2 separate regions of the Homo sapiens genome follow, and region 2 is linked to region 1. A link is a loop called in an ENCODE intact Hi-C map of the cell type or tissue named here. Cell type or tissue: psoas muscle. All regions are shown on one strand. Links, peaks and the distances in the headings refer to the core of each region. The heading gives the core; the rest is flanking DNA.

The links. Hi-C counts contacts between places; a loop is a spot of excess contacts. Peaks named below come from ENCODE experiments on the same cell type or tissue, not always from the same donor. Only the 100,000 strongest peaks of a DNase experiment are listed, where the experiment ranks them.
Region 2: a loop joins it to region 1, with 2.1 times the contacts of the local background. A loop is called at or near these places in 3 of 110 quality-filtered maps.

Annotation. Positions count from the first base shown.
Region 1 is chr9:32,842,358-32,847,742 of GRCh38, forward strand. It overlaps LOC107987060 (a long non-coding RNA gene), which reads right to left and starts at 4,375. Exons shown (of 2, transcript XR_007061452.1): 1 at 1-4,375. In psoas muscle, for the core only: no CTCF peak of the experiment used is centred there; no DNase peak of the experiment used is centred there; H3K27me3 peaks cover 353 bases.
Region 2 is chr9:32,901,990-32,907,374 of GRCh38, forward strand. No RefSeq gene overlaps it. Among named protein-coding and RNA genes, the nearest start is that of APTX, 97 kb to the right of the region's middle. RefSeq lists an enhancer at 4,503-5,385. In psoas muscle, for the core only: no CTCF peak of the experiment used is centred there; no DNase peak of the experiment used is centred there.

The sequences.
Region 1 (5,385 bases), core at 100-5,099:
GAAGCCTACTATGTCACTGGAATGGAGCAGGGAGGTAGAAAAAAAGTAAAATCAGGCAAAATAATTGGCAAGACCTAATTAAGCAATGGTACTTCCTTGTTTGGCACAATTTTTTAAAGCTCTCAGAAATCTGAGCCAGGGAGACCAGAAAGTCATGAGTCAGTCAATGGGTTTAGAAAATATCCTTAGTTGTTTGTAACTTGTTTGGTTGGGATTTTGTTTGGGTTTGCTTTTGGTGTTTGGGTGTTGGTTTTGTTTGGGTTTTGCTTAGCTTCATTTTAGACAGTGCTGGCGTATTCCAAGCTAGGGAAGCTGGGTGCATGAGAGCTCTATCCGCTAACATCTGGACTCCCTCTGTTTCTGTTGATCAAGTGAGTGGGTTTATATAACAAGAGATTTACATGGATTGAGACAGCTGTGCAAACTCATTTAAAGAAGTCCCAGGTCGAGGTTAATTTGCTTCCCAGTTATCCTGATTCCTACCTACATTCTAGTTTTGTTTGTTTGTTTTTGTTTGTTTTGTTTTTTTGAGACAGTATCTCTCTCTGTCATCCCGGCTACAGTGCAGTGGCTCAACTGTAGCTCACCGTGACCTTGAACTCCTGGGCTCAAGTGATCTTCCCACCTCAGCCTCTTGAGTAGATAGGACTACAGGCACTTGCCACCCTTGGCCATCTAATGTTTTGTATTTTTTGTAGAGACAGGTTCTCTCTGTTTCTCTGGCTGGTATTAAACTCCTAGTTTCAAGTGATCCTCCCACCACAGCCTTCTAGATCTTTTATTTTTTGGTTGTTAGTGATGCTTTCATATCTTCAGATAGATTTCTCTGAGGTTATACTAGCCTCTGCTGGAGAGAGGTCTTTTGTCTTTTTCCTCCCAGGAAGGAGTCTCTATCAGTGACATGGCATGGCTTTAAACTCTAAAGAGCCGGTCTTTAAGCTCTATGCCTCAGTTTATCCATCTGTAAAACATGGACGCTCTCTTGACCCCCAGTTAGAATCTGACTGCTTTGAGTAACTGCTGTAAACTGCAAATCATTTGCAAGGCTTCCACCTCACAGCTTACAACTTCAATTTATGGGTTTTTCTCAGAAATTTCTAAACTTTCCCCCAGGCAAGGCAACCCTGGTTCTGCCTCATCACAGATGGGGTCATTGTATGTTTTGTTATGGCAGGGAAGAACTATATGGCTTATTTACTTCAGATTAAAAAAAAAATTCCCTGAAATGAAGTATAAGCATTCTAAAGCAATTTCCTGCTGTTTTTGCTAAGCTGCATGCCTTTTAGCTCTAAGAAATTGATTTAAGTTAAAAAAAAAATAAGGTGGTGGGGTGGAGGGACTTAACCAAATCACACCAACGTATTTTATTAACAACATGCCTAAGTGGTAAGCTTGCTGCCACTTGATTCAAATGCCTGCAGTTTCTTCTTTTGCAGATATTATTTACTCTCCACCTGCTGCCAGTCACGCACAAATTGTATAACACTGTAGACTGCTCCAACTCTCTGCCTTTTAAGCTGAAATCCCAATGCCAGTCATGTTAATTTACCTGAAAAGATGGACACACTCAGGTATCTCTGAGCCAGGCAGGTTGGCCTTGTCTTAGGTCATCAACAACTTGTTTCAGTAGCGTGCCTATTTTTAGGTATGAATCCGAACAGTTAATTACCCTTAAGGAAAAGGACACACGGGGGCCCACTGTCATGCCTGCAGCATCATTTTTTACATTGGCACTCTCGATTGTTCTGTCCTCCATACACAGTAAGTAGGGTATGGTTTGCATACTGTTTGCTGGGCCACAGTGGATTTGTACCAAGTCAAGTGTATTCCCTAACCCAGTCTTCCCCGGGGCCACTGTTGAGATGGGGTCAGGGGTGCTGCTAGGAGTGGAGAGAGAGGAGAGTCAATTGGAGGAATGGAAGCTCTGCCTGCAACCTCATTAGGATCAACCTTTACTCATCTAGCACTTTGGTCATTGAGATTGACGCCTCCCCTAACTTAAAATACTTATTATGGGAACCAGGACCTCAGGGTGCGTTAAGCAGGCCCAGCTTCCACCCTGCAGTGATTTGCAATTTCCTTGTTGGGAGCGGTGGCAGCATTGTTAGTTCAGAGAGCTGGGCTTTGCCCTTTTGGGAGGTTGTGGGGCTTTTTGCTCCCAAGAGGTGGCTATTACCTTCCTCATGGGCAGTTTTTTTCTAAACAGGAAGCGGTGGATGAACAATTTTACCATGTCCTCCTCTAGTCTTGGGGATTAAAAATCTTAAGTTATTTGAATCGTTAGGCTGTCGGAAGAAAAAAATCAACTAAGATCGCCATTCTGTCTACAGGGTGAAAACAAACAGAGTGATTTACTGGGCACATTTAGCACTCATTTCCCTTGCAGGAAGCTTGGGATCCCCTGGAGGGATAAAGGATGAATATTTATTGGAGCCTAATAATGGTGGAAAAACCTGATTTTGTATTTTTTTTTCTGTGAAAGAAATAGGGTGATTTTATATATTTCCCTTAGGAATTTCTGTCTCAATAGCGTTTTTGCTATACGTATTCATAATCTACCCTGGTAATATTGTCTGCTAAATACTTATAAATGCAGCATGATCTGGCTATATTGCTTCATCATTAATTGAGGAATATAAAATGCAGTCAGGCCTCCAATCAGTGTTTACAGAGCACCTACCATGTCCCAAGCACTGGACTAGGCACTGAGGGATGTAAAAATGAACAAAATTTAGTTATGCCACACAAGAATTATATAATCCTGCTAGATAAACAGAAATGTGTACAGTTAATCACATACGTATACTACTTGAATATAAAAGTCAGGCTTGCCATGGCCAGGAGAAGGTTTAAAGGGTTACACAGGAAGTATTGACATGTTTCTACCCAAAGGGGGGATATCTTTTATTTCATATAGATTTAGAAAGTTATTCATCTCACCAAAAGGAAGAGATTAACTCATCCAGTCTACAGAATAGGACTGGCAAAGACCCCAAAGGCTTATGAAAATGAATAACTTGGATTAGCTTGGTTCTTCATTTTTGAGCTGCCTTTGAGAATATGGATGAAAACACGGGTCCTCTCCTGGAAAAATGCACATATATACCCAGTCTTGCATGTAATTTCAGGGATACATGGGCCACTTGAAACTTCAACATGGACTGTCTAGAGCACCACCAAATTAGATAAGCAGACAAAAGAGCCAACAATGACATTCTAGTAAACATCAATATTTAGAAGTAAAAAGGCATTTAGAGGAAGTCAAACAGAGAAGAGCCATTGAAAGAAACTATGGCATTGTCAGAATTGAGTTGCACTGTGGGGGCTATTCATCCAGGGCAGCTCTCTGGGTCATCAGGCATCACCAGTTGGTAAAATATCCATGTAAATGCAATAAAATAGATGCATTAGTCTGTTCTCAGGCTGATAATAAAGACATACCTGAGACTGGGTAATTTATAAAGGAAAGAGGATTAATAGACTCACAGTTCCACATGGCTGGGGAGGCCTCACAATTATGACAGAAGGCAAGAAGAAGCAAGTCATGTCTTACATGGAAGGCAGCAGGCAAAGAGAGAAATGAGAGCCAAATGAAAGGGGTTTCCCCTTATAAAACCATCAGATTTCATGAGACTTCTTCACTACCACAGGAACAGTATGGGGGAAACCTCCCCCATGATTCAATTATATTCTGCTGAGTCCCTCCCATAATATGTGGCAGTTATGGGAGCTACAATTCAAGATGAGATTTGTGTGGGGACACAGCCAAACCATATCAATAGAGAAAAATGTATTTACCAAAAACTCCTCTAGAGGGGCTTACCATATATGACTGAATGGAATACTTGGATAGCCCACTTGGGAAAGCAATGACACCTCTAAAGGATATACTCTCTAATAACATAGTCACCAAACTGCCTTCCTAGGAAGACAGGTCAGATTAACTACTTGGCTTTTGTTTTCCTGAGTAGACTCTGTAGGGTTGGGGCCAAAGCTGAACTGCTTGGGGTAGGGCTGGGGTAGTGAAAGCTGGGAGGCTTTTTTGCCTTCAATCCTATCTAGTCAGTACACACTTCCCTCTCTCCATCATCATTACCACCATCATCACAGTCATTATCAACATCATCACTAACACTTGTTCTACTCCAGGCGCTATCTAAATACTACACAGACTAACAATGAATGCTCACAACTCTCCTATGATGTAGACATTATGATGTCCATTTTATAGGTGAGCAAGATGGAAGAGATGAAATTTAAACACAGGGAGTCTAAATCTAGAGCCCTTTTTCTTAGCCACAACACAATACTGATAACATTCAAATAAAACTGTTTGTTTTGTTTTGTTTTTTGAGACGGAGTCTCACACTGTCACTGGGCCTGGAATGCAATGGCGTGATCTTGGCTCACTGCAACCTCTGCCTCCCAGGTTCCCGTGATTCTCGTGCCTCAGGCTCCCAAGTAACTGGGATCGCAGGTGCACACCACCACACCTGGCTAACTTTTTGTATTTTTAGTAGAGATGCGGTTTCACTATATTGGCCAGATTGGTCTCGAACTCCTGACCTCGTGATCCACCTGCCTTGGCCTCCCAAAGTGCTGAGATTACAGGCATGAGCCACCGTGTCCAGGCAATAAAACAATTTTAAAGGACAGAAAACTTTGAGACTTCCCAGGTTGCCCATATGCCTTGGTTTGAGCCTATATGTTTTAGACCTTCCTTGAGTCAGAGAAGATGGAGGAGAAATAAAAGAGCATTGTGTCCTAGAAGCCAAAGGACAAAAAGAATAGAGTGATAACTTTCTCAAGTTTTTAGAGACGTGACCTAGGGTGAGGACTGAAAAGTAACTGTTGGTGTAAGTCATGGCCTTGGCGAGGACAGTTCCTATAGAGTGATGCGGGTGCAGATTGCAAAGGGTTGAGGAGCAAATGAGAAGTGGAGAGGAATCATTGAGTAGATACTACTTTTTCAAATTCTTTAGACAAGAGGACAGAAAACAAATCTACTTTGGGATGAGGAACATCAAATTAAACCCACCTACCAGCTGGCCATGGTGGCTCACACCTATAATTCCTATAAAGCACATTGGGAGGCTGAGGTGGGAGGATTGCTTGAAGCCAGGAGTTCAAGGTTGCAGTAAGCTATGGTTGTGCCACTGCACTCCAGCCTGGGCAGCAGAGTGAGACATCACCTCTAAAAAAATTAATTAATTAATTTAATTAAATAAACCTCCCTGCTCTGCTCTTTTGTAGGAGAACATTTGTGGCACTCCTATTAAAAACTAGGCAATAAGTTTCTTATCGTCATCTCACTTAATTTTCACAATAGACTCATTAGGGTTATCTCCCACATTTTACAGATGAAAATACAGAGGCTCAAAGGGA
Region 2 (5,385 bases), core at 316-5,315, 60 kb after region 1:
CACCCCCATGCCTGGAAAGCCGCAGCCCTAAATGGGAACAGGCATTCTTATTTTCAGGCCCATATGTTGCCTTTTGGCCTGCCAAGCCCTCTGTCCTGTACCCATATAAACCCCAAGCCCCAAGCTCCATGAGCAGATGAGCAGATGAACAGAAGAGCAGAAGAGCGGCAGAATGGTGCAGCAGAGAAGGAGAGAGGAGAAGGGGCATCTGAATGTTGAGAGGAGTTCAGCTGGGCATGGTCAGAGAGGAGATCAGCGCTAGATGGCCAAACTCCAGGGGAATATCATTTTCCCACTCCATCCCCCTTCTAGCTCCCCACCCACCCCACTGAGAGCGACCTCAATCACCCAATAAAATCCCTGCATTCACTGTCTTTCAAGTCCATGTGCGATCTGATTTTTCCTGGACGCCGGACAAGAGCTCAGGATACAGAAAGCTGTCACACTGGCCCTCTGCCTTGCAAAAAGGTAGAGGGTCCACTGAGCTGTTTGATATTTAAGCTGGACATGGATGGCAAAGCTCAAAGAGCGCACTGTAACACACACCCATTTGGGCTTTGGGAGTCATAGGCATTCACCCCTAGAGCTTCCATGGCGCTGGAGGCCAAGAAAGCACTTGCCCCAGCTCCTGCAGTTGCCCGTCTGCATGCTCCCCGTCCCATAAGGGGTTTGAGTGCTCACAGTAGCCAAACAGACCAGCCACACCCTGTCGCATGTCCTGTGAGTGGGGACAGGGAACTCCCATTTTAGGGCAAAAGCACATATATACTATATACTGCCTGTTTTATTATTGCAACTTTTTTTTTTTTTCTTGCTGGGATTACTTGAGATTTTTATTTTCTGATTGGCATTTCCATGGACTTGCCAAATTGTCTATAATGAACTTACACTACTTTTACAGCTGGAAAAACAAAGTCCATTAAACAAGAAACAGAAACCCAGGTGAAACTGTCAGCCCTACCATCTGCAGCATTTGGGGTCCCACTTCTGCTCAGAGCCCACTCCTCTCTGCCCATTTGGGATCTCCTGGCTCAAAGGCTCCTTAATCTTTAGCACATCCTATACAACTTCATTCTTACCTGAACACTGATAAAACCAAGGTGCTACACTATTTAAAAATCACTGCTTAGACCAGATAATAGTAAATACAAATAATTTCCAAATATCTCTCCAAAGTCATTTCTCAAAATAATCTCTACTAATCCCTAATGGAATCAAAGTAGTCTGGGACTCCCCCCCATCCCCGGCCTCCTATCAAAGACTTACTTCTGAGGGAGTTGAGAGATCTTCGGTTGTAAAATAAAAGATAATAATAAATCTAAGATCCTATCTGATTCTCCCCGCTTTAATTCCTGGCCTTTAAATGCAACATTTGCCACGAGAAAAAAATAAAAGTAAGTTCAGTTCATCTGTCATATTTCTGCCTTCTCCATTAAAGGCATCTATTTTACATATTGTCTTGAGACTTGGCACTATTCAGAGAGATTTAAATAGACCTTGTATTAGTTTGCTAGGGTTGTCATAACAAAGACCACAGACTGAGTGACTCAAATAACAAATTTCTTTTCTCACAGTTCTGGAGGCTAGAAGTTCAAGATCGAGGTGTCAGTGGGATTGGTTTCGTTCTGAGGCTGCTCTCCTTGGCTTTTAGATGTTTTCTTCTCCCTGTGTCTTCACGTAATCTTTCCCTTGTTCATATCCATGTCCTAATAGTATCTTTTTACAATACCAGTCATATTTGTATTAGGATCTACCCTAAGAACCTCATTTTATCTTAATTACCTCTGTAAGGGCCCTATCTCCAAATATAGTTATATTCTGAAGTATTAGGGGTTAGGACTTCAACCTACCAACTTTGGGAAGGACACAATTCCATTCACGACAAACCCGAATCCTGCTTTCTAGAAACTTTCCATCTAAAACAACATGGATGAACAAAAACCAAATTAAGCAAGCACTGAGGAACTCCTGAATGGTGCTTTGGTCCAGTGCAATTAGCACTAGGATTATGGAGACTTTCATTGCCAATATTTTACCCTTAATTTAAATCATGTCATGAACCATGTCACCCAGGAATTTCTAGCATTATGCTTTTCTGTTCCTAAATCCAATATCACCACATGGCACCATAAGCTCTCAGAACCTTCATGTTGGGCCCTGAACTGCTTTGTAACTGACCTTTGATCCTCCCAGAAGGGATCTTCTAAAGTGTTACAGAAAGCATGATTTAATCACTCCATAGACACACCCACCCGCCTGTGTAAATAGGCCCCTTCTCTGCTACAGGCTTAGAAAACAAAAACAAGACTACTTCACGGATTTATCTCTACCTTCAAATAGCCCTAAGTTGCTCAGAAATAACAACAGAAAGGAGAGGAAGCTCTCCCTTCACTATACACTTTTTCGGTGTCTACTGAATTCATAGCATAGCAAAGGTATCATAGGTGAGACAAAGTGAAAAGGAACATAGCCCAGACTTCCAACTACTGGAGGACTTGACAGCCTGGCCACCAGCACACCTCCAGAAGAAATTCCCATTAGGTTTTGTGCTTTTTCCCTCCAGAAAATAGGTAGGTCGTAAGGATGCTCATGAGATCCCTTTCCCCAATTCTCATTGCCTTATCTTTTTAAATGCCAATCCTTTATTTTGACTGCAAAGGTTTTTCGCTAATAGATGGCTATCATTCACTAATAGGTGGCTGTATTTAAAATACAGATTTAAACAGAAGACATTTTCCCTACAAGATTCCAAGAATTAGTTAAAGAGAGTAGTTATGATGCAAACAACCTATTGACAAAAGCATCATCAAACAAAGATGTTTGAATTTGTCATTCTGATAAAATGACCCACAATAGGAATCTTCACAGAGCAAGTTTTCTTCCCCTCCTCCCAATTCAGTATATCACATCTCCCTCTCCAACCCACAAAAATCAATTTGCAGAGATAAATTTACATATAAATAAAAGTATGCCTGCAGGTTGTAAGTTCAATCAATAAAGCCACAAGCATTTGTTAAATGCTTCCTATATGCCTAGTTATGTTTTAAGTGCTTGGAGGTACAAAAGAGCTACATGGAATCTCTCTGGATTCATTTAAAACCTATTTTGTTACATTGAAAATGTATCAAACGTTCCAAAGAAAAAAAAAGAGAGACAAAGCCTCTTCAGGAACCCTTTCCTTTTGCGAGCCTTTGAAGCTCATGTTAAATACTATAGAAGAGTTTTTGAAACTTAGATTCTTAAAGGGAAAAATAATAGGTTGGCCTGAGGTTTGAAAGAAATGTTGTAACAGTCACTGTGAGGCATCCTTCAGGAAAAATAGTGCTTTCAGTGTTTATAAGTTATTCATTAGAAAACTCAGGGTCTAGCTGGCTGACACTGTAGGTGGCAAAGCAAAACTTTCATCCTCATTGGAAGCTAGGAGCTATAAAGCCAGGTGTGGGGTGTGATTTGTTTCTGGAGGGCAGCTCTAAATCACAAGAACATAAAGAAAGGGAGAGAGAACAAGAGCTAGAGATAGAGCAGCCTTGCTGTTTTGTCCATGAAAGGAAATGCTACATGTCAGAGGAAGAGCTGCTGGAGAACTCACTAGCAGAGGGAGGAAGCAAGGAGAAGACCTCATTTTGGGAAGATAATCACAAGAGCTCAGAGCCAATACCATAATTTTTAAACTCAAAAACCAGAACTGTACAGCCTTAAGACTCTGATGCAAATAAGATATTCAGAGTTAGAGACCCAGCATTATTAAGTAGATGATTATAATGAGAGAGTGTGTTTGAACATTTTTATTATGTTTAAAGATAAGCGATTACAGACGTCCCACCTTCTGCATGGTTCTAATGTGTACAAATTTCAGTTACCATAGTTTAGTTAAATAACATCAGTCACCCAACAAAACAACTCAAAGTGCACTTACCACTGTATATTAATGGTGAGTAATCACATAAAATACAAACTTTGCGCTAAACTAAGCCCACAAATCACCATATCAGTAACAGATGGGCATCATGATCAGTAACCAATCACATCACTTCTTTTAAAGTCTGTCAGTGACTGGTCACCAGGCATCTGTTATTCAGTTCAGGTACAGACAATAAAGCATAGAGTTGTATCGCCTTCTCGTCCCCAGTGATAAATTCATATAAAAGTTTACAACAAATCTGAAAGTGCAGCAAAGAAATGAAAAGTGGTAATGCAGAAAATTGAAATTGGTGTGATGAGAAGATTTGAAAATGGCAACATCAAAGCAAAGATAGGACAATAACTAGGCCTTCAGGAAGCTAGGGTATGAACTATGCCGACAAAGTTCGCTGAATATAAAAAATGAGGTAAAGCAGCTTCAACATATTTTAGCTTAAATTGCAGTAGGAAGAGAAAGCCACATGTGGTTGAAATGGAGTGCTTACTTCTGCTTTTGTGTCCGCAATTGGTTCCTTCCAGTGGGTTCTTGGTCTCACTGACTTCAAGAATGAAGCCGTGGACTCTACAGTGAGTGTTACAGTTCTTAAAGATGTCGTGTCTGGAGTTTGTTCCTTCAGATGTTCAGATGTGTCTGGAGTTTCTTCTTTCTGATGGGTTCGTGGTCTATGCTGACTTCATGAGTAAAGCTGCAGACCTTCGCAGTGAGTGTTACAACTCTTAAAGGTGGTGCGGACCCAAAGAATGACCAGCAGCGAGACTTATTGCTAAGAGCGAAAGAACAAAACTTCTACACCCTGGAAGGGGACCCGAGGAGGTTGCCACTGGTGGCTGGGGTGACCTGCTTTTTATTCCTTTATTTGGTCCCGCTCACATCCTGCTGATTGGTCCATTTTACAGAGAGCTGATTGGTCCATTTTACAGAGAGCCGAATGGTCCATTTTTACAAGTGCTGATTGGTGTGTTTACAAACCTTTAGCTAGACACAGAGCGCTGATTGGTGCGTTTTTACAGAGTGCTGATTGGTGCATTTACAAACCTTTAACTAGACACAGAGCGCTGATTGGTGCATTTACAATCCTTTAGCTAGACAGAAAAGTTCTCCAGGTCCCCACCTGATTAGCTAGACACAGAGCACTGATTGGTGCGTTTTTACAGAGTGCTGATTGGTGCGTTTACAAACCTTTAACTAGACACAGAGCACTGATTGGTGCATTTACAATCCTTTAGCTAGACAGAAAAGTTCTCCAGGTCCCCACCGGATTAGCTAGACACAGAGCACTGATTGGTGAGTCTACGAACCTTTAGCTAGACACAGAGCGCTGACTGGTGCATTTACAAAATCCTTTAGCTAGACAGAAAAGTTCTCCAAGTCCCCACCCGACCCAGAAGTCCAGTCAGCTTCACCTCTCACTTTGAATCGAGGGCTGCAATAAAACATAATCTCAATCAGTTCAGCTAGCATCC